Linked DNA regions of Homo sapiens: region 2 is linked to region 1. Evidence: chromatin loops called from intact Hi-C (ENCODE). Cell type or tissue: A673. All regions are shown on one strand.

Evidence for each region. Peaks named below come from ENCODE experiments on the same cell type or tissue, not always from the same donor. Only the 100,000 strongest peaks of a DNase experiment are listed, where the experiment ranks them.
Region 2: a loop joins it to region 1, with 5 times the contacts of the local background. A loop is called at or near these places in 35 of 110 quality-filtered maps.

Annotation. Positions count from the first base shown.
Region 1 is chr1:201,042,116-201,044,615 of GRCh38, reverse strand. It overlaps CACNA1S (calcium voltage-gated channel subunit alpha1 S), which reads left to right. Exons shown (of 44, transcript NM_000069.3): 39 at 160-288; 40 at 1,085-1,335. Among named protein-coding and RNA genes, the nearest start is that of KIF21B, 20 kb to the right of the region's middle. In A673, a CTCF peak has its summit at 1,517 (motif pointing right); a DNase peak (open chromatin) is centred at 1,545.
Region 2 is chr1:200,626,404-200,628,903 of GRCh38, reverse strand. No RefSeq gene overlaps it. Among named protein-coding and RNA genes, the nearest start is that of KIF14, 6.9 kb to the right of the region's middle. In A673, no CTCF peak of the experiment used is centred here; no DNase peak of the experiment used is centred here.

The DNA.
Region 1 (2,500 bases):
TCACTTGAACCCGGGAAGCAGAGGTTACAGTGAGCTCAGATTGTGCCACTGCACTCCAGCCTGGGCAACAGAGTGAGACTCTGTCTCAAAAAAAGAAAAAGTGGTTCTGGTCTCCTCTCCTGGGCTGGAGAGATAACTGAGTCCCTTCGTCATCCCCAGGCAGGGCTGCGGACCATTGAGGAAGAGGCAGCCCCCGAGATCTGTCGCACGGTCTCAGGAGACCTGGCTGCTGAGGAGGAGCTGGAGAGAGCCATGGTGGAGGCTGCGATGGAGGAGGGAATATTCCGGGTGAGGGAGAGCCAGGAGCACCCCTAGTGGTCTAGACACCATGAGTGGCAGTGTCTCACAGAGAGGAGGGCTGGGAGCCCAGCCACACGAGAGGGGGACATGGGAGCTGAAGATACCCCACTCCGTCTCTCCACTTCACCACCCACCTCTCCTGGGACTCAGAATCAATGACCTGATCTACTAGAGGTGTCAAATGCAACACACTCTTTCCCACATTTCCCTACCAAATCTCACCCCTTCCCTTTCCTCCCCACAAACCCTAGGCAACGACCCATCTCCCAGAGGCCCTCCAGGATCAAATGCCCTGCCTGCCTCCACTGAGGCCAGTCCTCCATCCTTAGCTCTGTCTCATGTTTCTTATAACACTTTATTGCTGGAAGGTCTTTAATGACACCTAGTTAGGTCTTTTTGGGTTATTCATGAGGAAATAGTGGCCCACAGAGATCATGTGAGATGTCCAATATCACCTAGTAAATCAGTTTCAGAGCGGGGACTAGAACCCAGTGCTGCAGACTCCCGATTCAGCCCTCTCTCCCCTACACCACACTTCTCTTCTGTGTGCCTGTGTCCCCTATATACCTCCTTAGGTGTGTGCTGTCTACCCCATCAAACAAAGAACTTTCTAAGGGTGGGAATTTTCTTCTTTTGATCTCACCACTCAGTCCATCCTCCTTTGGCCTTATAAGATTTGTCTCCCAATACTATTGCTTGTTCCCAATACCACTGTCCCAGAGTGACAGCCCCCCATGCCCTCCCTGCCCTCACCCCCAGTCACTGCTCTTCTCCTTGCCCCTAGAGGACTGGAGGCCTGTTTGGCCAGGTGGACAACTTCCTGGAAAGGACCAACTCCCTGCCCCCCGTCATGGCCAATCAGAGACCCCTCCAGTTTGCTGAGATAGAGATGGAAGAGATGGAGTCACCTGTCTTCTTGGAGGACTTCCCACAAGATCCACGCACCAACCCCCTGGCTCGTGCCAATACCAACAATGCCAACGCCAATGTCGCCTATGGCAACAGCAACCATAGCAACAGCCATGTGTTTTCCAGGTAGTGGCGGCCACTGCCATCCCTGGGTGTAGAGGTACTGGGAGGACAATGTCAGCAGGTTCCAGGTTGGATTGGAAGAGGGTACCCCAAATTTGTAGGGTGTCTTTTGCTTGCCTTTGTGCCCCAATCCATCCTGAACCTTAATGTAAGAGGCCGACCTCGATGGCAGAGGCTTCTTTGGCCAGCAGGGGGAAGCCTCACATCATGTCAGTATTGGCCCCAGTGTTGAGAGGTTCTTTTATTCCGTCGGCTTCAGCAAGTCTAGGAGCTGAGACGTATTGAACACATGATAGGTTAGGAGAGGATCTTCGGTGGTAGCACATACCACAAAAGACTGTGGACAATAAGATTCCATCACTGGATTTAGGTTCCAAGGAGATCCCGCTGTGCTGGGTGGTTCCCATCTCACCAACCTTGGGCTGTAGACTAAATATAATCTGTGATTACGTAAGTGTCATAAAAAACAGCAGGATGAGGGGGAGAACTTCTCAGCAATCATAACTTAGGGGCTAGGCTCAGGCAAAGCTTCTGTTCTAGACAGGAGGTCAGCTGATTGGAGGCCTCTTCGGCCTGGAAAGGCTTAGCCCCAGGCCTCAGGAATAAGCAGAACAAGGCAGCAGCCAGCCCCTTTTCATGGCCAGGGCTGCCTGCACCCCTTCCAGTCACAGAGACCCCTTAAATTCAGCCCACAAGCCTTGAAGGGTGCATGTACCTTTTTGGGTCACCATGGTGCAAGGTAACGTGGAAATACAGAAGCATCAGCCCTGGGCCCTGCCCTGAAGGGGGTTGTCGTCTTGTTGGGTGATATGTTATGTGATATGATTGGGACCAAATAATCACAGAGGCCAGGAGTGGTGGCTCATGCCTGTAATCCCAGCACTTTGGGAGGCCTAGGCAGGTGGATCACTTGAGGTCAGGAGTTCGAGACCTGCCTGGCCAACATGGAGAAACCGTGTCTCTACTAAAAACACACAAAAAATTAGTCAGGTGTGGTGGCGCATGCCTGAAATCTCAGCTACTCGGGAGGCTGAGGCAGAAGAATCTCTTGAACTCAAGAAGTGGAGGTTGCAGTGAGCTGATTGTGCCACTGCACTCCAGCCTGGGTGAGAGAACAAGACTCCGTCTCAAAAAAACAAAACAAAACAAAACAAATAAACAAAAAACA
Region 2 (2,500 bases), 420 kb after region 1:
CTGCCCTGATGCCAGTCAGGTTGCTCATTACCTCACACTTGTCCCAGTACCTTCTCTGACCTCCCTGCCTGTGTCTCTTTCCCCACCCCTCTCTATTTCTCATAACCATGCACAACTGTCTGCTGATGTTCCTCAAAGCCTAGCTTTTACCTTGAATGCAAACCTAGGGTACAAAGGCCTGGATTCAAATCCTGATTTACCATTCTGTCACTGAAGAGACTCAGCCATTGTGGTTAAACACAAAAACAGGTGAGGTGAGACCACAGATGTTTAAAAGCTCAGCTCGCATCACTGAACGGGACAGAGGCATCAACCTACAGCATTGGGCCAAAGTAGCAACCTCAATAAGTCAAAATCAGTACTGAGAGACATGTGAGTTATGAAACCCAGCAGTCTTATCTTTGTTGTGAGCACAGTCGGGAGTGGGGAGAAAGACGGCCACATGGAGGGGGTGGGCGGGATGGTGGGGAGAAAGGGAATCCCCACATCCGCTGCCTATTGCACTTCTCAATGAAAACGTCACCCCTCCCTAGAAGTAGAAGCAGAAATGAAACTTTAGCCAGAGCTAAGGGTTATAGCAGGGCAGGAAGACCTGAATTAGGAGAAAACTCTGTCTATGAATATGACATAGACAGAATATGAAAGAGTCCCCTCTTTACAACTCCAAGGCACTGAGTAGAGACAGCGAGGGAGCTTAGCTCAGAGGAGCCAGGATCAGGCAGCCTGCATTCAGGTGCACACCTACCACCCCAGAAAAGCAGGACCTCTGTCCTCAGTGTGCCATTCTAATTACTCCACACTATGTACCTTTAAAACAAAGGGAGCATGGAGTTTACTGTGTCCTGAGGTAGGAAGCTAAGTTTACAGATGAATCTGTGATGAAGGAGTATCAGTTGCTACATTCTAGGAATGGACCAGATTACTAAAGATTTAAACAGTTTAGGGAAATGGGCAGAAATGAGGCTAATGAAATTCACTCTCACAAAGCTGGAAGGTCATGCATCAAAGTAGTATCCATGAGACATTTAAATGGAGCCCTAATAGGTAGAATTGCAGAAAATAATGAGGAAAGAGCCCTAGGGCTAGATAATAATATCATCAACAGTCTAGTTGCAAACAGGGGATTTCCTTGTAGAGCAAAGTAATAGTTCCTCTCTGTAAATGGTTTCTCACATCTCATTTAGAATCCTGGGTGCAATCCTGGGCTTGTAGCTACCCAGAAACTGAGAATTGTGTTAAAAAGGGAACAAAAGAGAAAAAAGGAAAGGTTGGTCTGGGACTCAGGAACATGCTATATAATATTTTTTAAAGGCATTTTTTTAACCTCTTCTCGAGCTGAGTACAAAAAAAAAATCATTCCTTAAACTGTGGTTCAGCGGTCATGAGTATCAAATAAGGGTCCCCGCAATTATTTTATCTATCTATGTATTAATTTATTTACAGATGGGATCATGCTCTGTTGCCCAGGCTAGAGTGCAGTGGTGTGATCATATGTCACTGCAGCTTCCACTTCCTGGCCTCAAGCGATCCTTCTGCCTCAGCCTCCCAAAGTCTTGGGGATTACAGGCTTGAGCTACTGTGCCTGGCCCACACAATTCTTTTTATGTCTTTGGCCTCACCCTTTTGCTGACTTGGCACTTTTCACGGGCATATACTTTTGAGGTAAGACTTCAAATTATAGGGAGAGAGTGGGGGGTTTTAAGCTGAGAGAAAGGAAGTGGAATAATTTTGAAGTTAGCATTAATTTCAGTACATCAGGTACATATAAAATCAGGTTATTGTAGAACCATCAGTTCAGGATAAGTTCCAACTTCATGAAATCAGAAACGCTTCAAACCACAGCCCTTTGCCAGCAGAGATCAACAAAAGACCAGATCAAAGGCCAGAAAGGCCATGGAGTTTGTGGCCAGAGAGACATCAGGAGATGTGGGGATTCCAGCCCTTTTCATCCAGTTAGAATGCAATTCTCTTATGATATTTAATACATTTTGAATCCACATCCTAAGACCCTGCTATCTCTTTCCTGTATGCAATGAGAGAAAGGGAGAGAGAGAGACCCCTTAGACCTGTGCCATCCAATATTGTGGCTATCAGGCACTTAAAATGTGGCTGGTCTTGTAAATGCTGTGAAGTGTAAAAATTTAACTGAATGCCTGAAAGAATGTAAAATATCTGAATTTTTTTTTTCCCGAGACAGTCTTGCTCTGTTGCCCAGGCTGGAGTGCAATGGTGCTATCTCGGCTCACTGCAACCTCCGCCTCCTGGGTTCAAGCAATCTCGTGCCTCAGCCTCCTGAGTAGCTGGGATTACAGATGCACACCATCACCCCCGGCTAATTTTTGTATTTTTAGTAGAGACAGGTTTCACCATGTTGACCAGGCTGGTCTCGAACTCCTGACCTCGTGATCCACCCGCCTCGGCCTCCCAAAGTGCTAGGACTACAGGCATGAGCCACCGTGCCCGGCCATGAACATTTTTTTAATGTTGATTATGTATTGAA